3 separate regions of the Homo sapiens genome follow, and all the other regions are linked to region 3. A link is a loop called in an ENCODE intact Hi-C map of the cell type or tissue named here. Cell type or tissue: HCT116. All regions are shown on one strand. Region 1 overlaps ZFPM1 (zinc finger protein, FOG family member 1). Region 2 overlaps ZFPM1 (zinc finger protein, FOG family member 1). Region 3 has its middle 10 kb from the start of ZFPM1.

Region 1 (2,500 bases), 63 kb before region 3:
CTGAGAAGCTGGGGGCCACGTCGGAGGTTACACAGCCAGCAAGTGGCATGGGAGAGTCGAGCCCAGGTCCTCTGATCGCAAACCCATGTCTGCAGCCCAGGCCATACCCCCACTTGCAGTGAATCCCACCCCTTGGGTAGTGGGCCCTCCGTGAAGCCCCTTCCCCGTTCACAGATAGGAGTCGCCGAGCGGAGCAGGCAGAAGGCCACCTGGAAAGGCCAGCAGGACCGTAGCCCTCACTCGCAGCAGTGGCCCCGGCTGTGGCACTCGGGACAGCCGAGATGGAAGGAACAACGTGACATGCGCTAGCGAGAAGGGAGACGGAGCCGCAGGCGGATGAGACGCGGGTGACGGGAGCCATGGATGCACCAGAGCTTGGAGACAAAGCCACTCGAGGGCTCTGCAGATTAGCCTGGCTTCTGGGGGCCTGATGAGGGCTCCCACCCTGCCTCCTCCTGGGTCCCCCCAGCGCCCCTCAGAGGGTCCAGGTCCTTGCAGGAGGGCTGGGTCTGGGAGAGGCGCAGAGGAGCCTGGGAGCTGCACACCCAGGATGGGTAGAGAAATGGATCAGCTTTGCTGTTGAAAAACCAGATGTCACATACGTCTGGGCCCTCTGGCCACACTGGGGAAATGGCTCTGCTCCTCAGAGCTGTGCCCCGTGCACACCCAGTGATGGCCACCACTCTGCGGACGCACACTCAGTGCACAACCTGCCCTGCCCGCCCGCCCCCATTCAGTCCTTTCTGGATTATTCTGTGTTATTGTGTGCCCAGCATTGCAGTTAAGCCCCAGCACAAGACCTGAGTCTATTTCACTGAGGGGAAACAAAGGAGGGGCCTGCCTAAGGCCCCCCAGCGCCCTGCCCTAGAAGACCCCAGGCCCATCACCTCCTGGGAGGGTTCCAGCTCCTCTACCCTGGTCCCCCTGCCCTGGTGCCCCCCCACCCCTGCCCTGGTCTCCCTGCCCCCTGACCCTGGTGCCCCCCAACCCTACCCTGGTCTCCCTGCCCCTGCCCCTGGTCTCCCCACCTCCTGCCCTGGTCTCCTCTGCCTTCTGCCTGGCATGGCCCCTGTTGGCCTCCTGGCCATGATGCCTGGCCTCTGCTGGGCCACAAACCTCAGAGCACCCTGGAGGCCAGTGGAGAGCCCAGGGTGGGGTTGGCCTAGAGCCCCAGGCCTCCTGGATGAGGGTTTTCTTCTCACCCCAGGCCAGAGGTTAACAAAGGGCTTCGAACCACAGAACCTGCCTTCCTGAGACCCTCAGACCCTGCACTCACTGTGGATGGCTGTGGGGGGCTGGGGGTGCGGGGGGTGCCTGTCCTTGGGGTGAGCACGTGGTTGGAAAGCCCCATGGGGGGGCCCTGCCGGCGGCTGCACCTGCCGAGGCTCTCTCTCTGCTAGAGGTGGGCCTCGTGCCCTATGTGCCCATCCTCCAAGCACCCGCCCACCAGCACGGTGGTCTCCTTGCCAAGATGTGCTCAGGACCCACATCGCAGGGGGCCTGGGTGGGGTCAGCAGACAGGCGGCATGGGCTGCGTTCCCGGGAGCTGACGGCAGGGGGTGCTGGCTCCAGGGAATGGTAGATGCCAGGTATGGTGATGCCTCAGGGCCAGCCCACATGGCACCGTGCCAGGACCCCAGGAAGCCGTCGTGCGGAGGGCGATGCCGGCCCCTCCCACCTCCTCCCTGCCTCCCAGGTCCCCAGAGTGCTCACCACCTCCTGAGGGCACCAGGGGGCAGAGGTCTTGATTTCATTAACTCTGTCTTCCTGCTGGACTGTCAGCCCCTCAGGGCCGGCTGTTGAACGGCTGTGTCCCCAAGGCACTGGGACACCGTGGACCTGAGTGCCTGTGTTTGGAGGAGGAGGGCACCACCGCCTGGGAGAAGACCCAGCCAGAGGACCCTGGGGAGGGACTGGCCTCCTCGCCGAGGCCCTAGCTGGCTCTGGGCTGCCCTTCCACAAACGGGCAGTAAGGAGCAGCAGGCTCAGGGGCCATGGCTTGGCTTGGCCAAGCCTGGGCCTGGCGTCCACTGTAGAGCAGCTGCGTCAGCCACCGGGCGAGGGAGAGGCAGGAAGGGCCGGCCCCAGGTGCTGCAGCCCCCAGCCTCGCCCCGCCCACCCGCCAGCTGGTGCCTGTGAACTTGTCTTCCTATCGCCTGGAACATCGCTGCAATTATTGATTTTTTGACACAGAACAACAGCCCATCTTTATCGGGCTGAACCCTGGCCCCAGCTAATGGCAGAGCTGGGACCGCCTGGGAATAGCAAGGAGGGCAGGGTGGGGCCCAGCTCTCCTGCAGGGACCTGGGGGCCCTCGCACCTGCAGGCCCAGTGGCCTGTCCTGGGGAGGGGGTGTCTCTAAGGGAAAGGGCAAGGCCCTGGCCCCACAGGGGCAGTGGGGCAGTGCTCAGGCCCAGAACTGCCCTTTCAGAGGCCTTGAGGACAGCTCGGAGCCAGGTCTTGCCTGTCTGAACCCCTTCCATGGTGCTCTCTGGGGACT
Region 2 (2,500 bases), 85 kb before region 3:
CCTGAAGTCCCAGCTACTTAGGAGGCTGAGGCAGGATGGCTTGAGACTAGGACTTTATGACCATCCTGGGTAACAGAGTGAGACCTTGTCTCGAAAAAAAAACAACAAAAACCCAACCAACAGATGTCTTGGTTGTCACAACTTGGAGGTGGAGGTGGTGGCAGCACCTAGTGGGCCGGGGCCAGGGCTGCCGCTCACCCCCCGTGGTGTCCAGGGACACCTCCACTGTGGAGTGACCTGGCCCCAGACGCCAGGAGGGCCGAGGTGAGGGTCCTGCTCTGGCCCACAGTCAGGGCCGCCCCCGCGTCTGCCCCCAGGGAAAGCACTGGCTTCTAGTGTGGTGTGCGGGGCAGAGCCGAGTCTGTGCCTAAGCCCGCTTGCCTGCTGGCAGGGGCTTTCCCTGTGGTGGCCCTGGGCTCTGGGGACCCTCCTGTCCCTATGTGTTCTGCACTTGGGACCACCCACGTCACCTCCTTCCCTGCCTTACCTCTCACTCTGTCGGCAGCCTGCAGCCCCCGAGCTTCCCACCCTCAGCTCCCACCCTCTCCTGCCCTGCCTGCTCCTCCTTGGTGGAGCAGCCGCCCTGGGTGCGGAGAGCCCAGCACTTACTGTTGATCACTGCGGTGGCAAGGATGGAGGCCATCCCGGCCTGCTGGGGCAGGAGCTGGAGGTCGTGTGCAGGGGCCGGGCACGTGGGCTCTGCTGGCTCCTTCTTCACAGGGTGGCCGGGGGTGCTGTGGGGCTCGGCCGTGAGGAGCACGCTCAGGAGTCCCCCCGCAGGCACCGGCTTGGTGACCCTGCACCAGAGTGCGTCATCTGGAGGGAGACAGGTGTCCAAACCTAGGACTTTGTGCCCCACTTCCCTGTCCCGTCTTAAACAAGGGGCAGAGGATGGGGTCAGGAGAGCGGCCACCCGGGTTCACAGCCATGGCTGGCTGGCTGCCAGGGCCATCCTGCCTGGGGGGCAAGGCTGGGTGGTCCCCTGTGAGTGCTCACAGCCTGCCTGCCTCCAGGCCTCCTTGCTCTGGGCCCATCCTAGTGGGAGGGCCCCGAGGAAGTCTCCCAGGAAAGGGATGACGTGGAGGGCGGGTGGTGGAGTAACTAGGGGAGACCCTGGGTGGCCACTCAGGGACGGCAGCCAGAGGTGGGGCCCTAGAGTGGACCCGGCTCTCCAGGAAACCGTCCAAGGGCGGCTCTTCCTGCAGCCACCCGCAGGGGGCAGCCTCAGCCCACAAAGCCCAGGCTGCGCGGGGCCGGCTTGTTCACCTGGGGCGCCCGGGCTGTGTGTCCCCTGCGGTGCCGCCCTCAGGCCTGAGCCGGCCCGCTCACGCGCACCACAGCCTGTCCCCACCCTGCACTGGGGCCAGGGACTCCACTGGCCAGTGGACCTGCCTAAGCCCAGAGGGCCTCCCGCTTCATCCCCGGGTGCTCGGAGGTGCAGGCCACCCAGACGTGCCACCCTCAGTAGCAGCAGCACGGCAAGGCCCCTCGACTTCCTGGACGGCCACCTTGACCGTTCCTGGAGCCAGCCTGACGACATGGAGGATGGTCCAGTGGCACCTGCCAGCCAGTCTGGTGTCGGGGTCCCTGCTGCTGCCCTTGGTGGGTTCCCAGAGGTGCAGCCAAGGCAGGGAGGAGATACGGGGATCACGGTGTCCCCCAGAGGGGCAGAATCCTCCCCCACCCCCCCGCCACGGACACCTGTCCTGGCTCAGCCTGCCAGTCGGGACCCTCATACAGGGACTCATGGTCTGGGCTGACTGGTCCCAGTAGAGTGTCTGCCTCATGCTGCAGCGCCCGGGGCCAGCAGCTCCCTGTGCCCCATCCCCTGCCCTAGCAGGCTGGTTTCCCTTTAAGGGCTCAGCCCAGGGGGAGCCAAGTGACCCCCACCTTCCGGAAGGCTTGGGACGGAGGTGCCGCGTCATACTGACCCTTCCTGTGGATCTCTGTGTTGGCCTCGGCCTCAGTCAGGGCCTGGGGCAGCGTCCTCAGCCAGCAGGCCTCGTCCACCAGCAGCAGGGTCAGGGCTGGGCTCTGGGGGGGGAGGGTAGGAACACGTGGGGAGGGGTCCGTCAGCAGCCTGCCTGGGGGTTCCCGTGAGTATGTGGGGCATCTGTGACACGGATCTGCCTCCCGGCTTGGCTGGTAGGCCAAGCTGTGGACAGTCATTGGCCCAAGAGCTGGCAGAGGTGTGGCATGGGCCATCTGTGCCATAGTTGACCGGTGGGGCTAACACCGTGCTGGGGCTGGGAGGCTTGGCAGGGAGTAGTACCTTCCAGGGTTGGGCGCAGGGTTCTTGTGGAGACTGAGGCCCAAAGAGGTCGAGCAACATGCTCCAGGTCACACAGCCAGGGAGCAGCAGAGCCTGAACTCACACCCGGGTCTGCGTATCTGTGTTCTCCCCACTGCTCGCCCACCCTTGCCCCCAGAGTGCTGGGTGTGAAACCGCTGTTCCCACAGGGGCTGGACCTGGTAGAGGCTCCTTCCACACAGGCCCTAG
Region 3 (2,500 bases):
CCATCCCGCGGAACCCCTGACCCTGCCCTGCATACCTCCTCTCTGTGCGGTGGGGTGTGGGGATGAAGCCAGGCCTGCCACTCACCACTGGCACCCTCCTACCCTCCCTCTGCTTCCTCGCCCCACAGGCTGAGACCCAAGGGCACCTGGCATGTGCTCCCCTGCCTGCGTCTCCTCCACGGCTGCCTGCCCCCTCTGTCTCCTCAGCCTGGCCCAGGGCACCCACTTCTCTCCTACCCCACTTCCCCAGCGGCCTTGGAATCTAGACGTGGATGATGGGAAATAACGCCGCTGTCTATGGGAGCTCTCTGCATACTCATAGCCTCCCTGCCTCCCCCTGCTGCTTCAGGGCAGCCCATTGGGGGTTCTGGCCACAGAGGGACTCTGCAGTCTTGGGGCAAACTGGGCCTCAGAATCCTGGGTGGGAGAGACAGAGTCCCCAGGTTGGGAGAGTTGGTGTGGACGGTGACCCTGACTGTGCCCAGGGGGAGGGTTGGTGTAGACGGTGACCCTGACTGTGCCCAGGGGGAGGGTTGGTGTAGACGGTGACCCTGACTGTGCCCAGGGGGATGGTTGGTGTGGACGGTGACCCTGACTGTGCCCAGGGGGAGGGTTGGTGTGGACGGTGACCCTGACTGTGCCCAGGGGGAGGGCTGGTGTGGACAGTGACCCTGGCTGTGCACAGGGCCGGGCCTCAGTGTCCACTCCCTCTGCAGGGGTCCCCACAGGGCCTGCACAGCTCACGCCCAGTGCTCCTCTGCTCCCAGCTCAAACACCTGTCCTTCAGGGAACCCTGCAGGGACTCCGCAGCACTCTCTCCTGTGGCTGTGTGAGCGACTGGCAGGCACCTGAGTGCACCCCGGGGGCCGAGTAGGCGTGTGTGCGTGCGTGCGTGCATGCGTGTGTGCCTGTGGGCATGCGTCTGAATGCCCAGGTGTCCGCAGGGGTGAGGCTGTGCTGTGTGCACGTGTGCAGTCGAGGGATTCCCGCCTGTCTGTCCCCTTTAGTGTGTGGAGGTGCCGGGTGTGCACGTGGGTGGTTTGCAGGTCAAGTGGGTGTGGGGTCGGCAGGTGCGGTGCCTCTGGAGGCTGCAGGCGGCCGCCCTGCCCAGGTGGAGGCTGGACCCCCTGGCTGGGCGAATGCTGCCACCTGGTGGCCAGGCGGGGGCCGTCCACATCCTGGGTCTCCAGCCAAACGGTGGTTTCAGGCCCCACAGGAGGAGCGGTGAGTGGACAGGGGCAGGGCTCACTCCTGGCAGTCCCTGAGCATGGCCTCAGATGGCTCAGAGCAGCGGCCCTCCAACGTCAGCCCCCGAGGCTGGTGGGAGCGAGTGCCCAGCCCGTCCCAGAGCCGCTGACCCGAGTGGGGTGCCCTGGATGCTGCCGGCCGGGGCCCTGCCTGAGACACACTGTGCTGAACAGACACACTGCGGGTGTCCCAGACTGCAGACCTGGTGGGACCTCAAGGGTCTCCACCCATGAAGTCCATGGGACCCTTTCACACACCGAGCCCAGACAGGCAGCCCCGTGACCCACCGCTGCCCCAACACCAACTCAGAGCCCTGTGCGGGGTGCAAGGTCCTTTCCATGCCCTTCCCCCCAACCCCCGTCTACGGGCCTCCTGCGGAGCCTCCTCCCTGGATATGAAGCCACCCGCCAGGTATAGTCCCTGTGCCAGACCAGCACCTGTTCAGAAGGCCCCGCCTGGGGGCTGCGTCTGCTGGCTTCCCTGAGCCAGGCTCCTTGCACAGTGGGGGGGTAATGTGAGCAAAGGGGGTGGGCAGATGGCCACACCCCCACTCACCAGCCCCTCCTGCAGGCAGGCCTGGCCCAGGCTGCCTTGTGGCCTCTGCCACCATCAGGGCTGGGAAGACCCCAAAACCAGTGTCCGAGCAGAGAGCCACCCAGGCAGAGGACGGCGGGCGTGAGGGGAGGGGCCCAAAAGGAGGGAAGGGGCCGTGTGCGGGCCTGGGAACAGTGTTCCTGGCAAAGGGAACCCTGCAGGCAGGCGCCTGGCGGGTGGGGAGGCGGTGGGGGTGGGTGGGCCACAGCCGCAGGCCGCAGGTGAATCTGTCCTCTATCCAGGGAAGAGGGGCACCGTGTGCTTGGACGGAAGTGGTGAGACCCCGGTTAAGGTGTCTCATTTAGGAGCTCCGCTTCCCGTGGAAGAGGGGAGGAAAGCAAGGCTGGTGAGGCAGGGAGGGCTGGAGGCCTCCTCTGAGCAGCCTCCTCATCTGCCCAGTCAGGGGTCTACTCTGACCCACCCTCACTGGAGAGGGTCACTTGTCTCCTGGACACTGGGATCTTTGAGGGGCGCTGTAGGGCACAGGAGGCTGGGTGGGGAGGGTCTCCTGGTTCCACTCTTCCTGCGGCCCTGGCCCCTTCCCTGCGGCTCCCTCAATGGAGCCACTCTGCTCCCTGAGGACCCCATCCCGGAGCCAGGAAGTTTTGGAAACAGAGCGGGAGACTGAGGCAGTGCTGCTGACGGCCTCATGATCTCC

Evidence for each region. Peaks named below come from ENCODE experiments on the same cell type or tissue, not always from the same donor. Only the 100,000 strongest peaks of a DNase experiment are listed, where the experiment ranks them.
Region 1: it touches region 3 in a loop (7-fold over the local background); 16 of 110 quality-filtered maps call a loop at or near these places.
Region 2: it touches region 3 in a loop (12-fold over the local background); 105 of 110 quality-filtered maps call a loop at or near these places.

What each region holds. Positions count from the first base shown.
Region 1 is chr16:88,504,731-88,507,230 of GRCh38, reverse strand. All of the region lies in intron 3 of ZFPM1 (zinc finger protein, FOG family member 1), which reads right to left. It also overlaps LOC107984890. Among named protein-coding and RNA genes, the nearest start is that of ZFPM1-AS1, 25 kb to the left of the region's middle. In HCT116, a CTCF peak has its summit at 1,548 (motif pointing right); a DNase peak (open chromatin) is centred at 1,610; H3K27ac peaks cover 319 bases.
Region 2 is chr16:88,526,348-88,528,847 of GRCh38, reverse strand. ZFPM1 (zinc finger protein, FOG family member 1) reads right to left here. Exons shown (of 10, transcript NM_153813.3): 5 at 1,932-2,034; 6 at 610-816. The region is part of intron 2 of ZFPM1-AS1 (ZFPM1 antisense RNA 1); the gene reads left to right. Among named protein-coding and RNA genes, the nearest start is that of ZFPM1-AS1, 3.5 kb to the left of the region's middle. RefSeq lists enhancers at 506-1,245, 1,246-1,986, 2,214-2,500 and a silencer at 1,212-1,341. In HCT116, CTCF peaks have their summits at 998 and 1,198 (motif pointing right); a DNase peak (open chromatin) is centred at 1,247; H3K27ac peaks cover 325 bases.
Region 3 is chr16:88,441,838-88,444,337 of GRCh38, reverse strand. No RefSeq gene overlaps it. Among named protein-coding and RNA genes, the nearest start is that of ZFPM1, 10 kb to the left of the region's middle. RefSeq lists an enhancer at 350-1,215. In HCT116, CTCF peaks have their summits at 933 and 1,142 (motif pointing left); a DNase peak (open chromatin) is centred at 1,167; H3K27ac peaks cover 692 bases.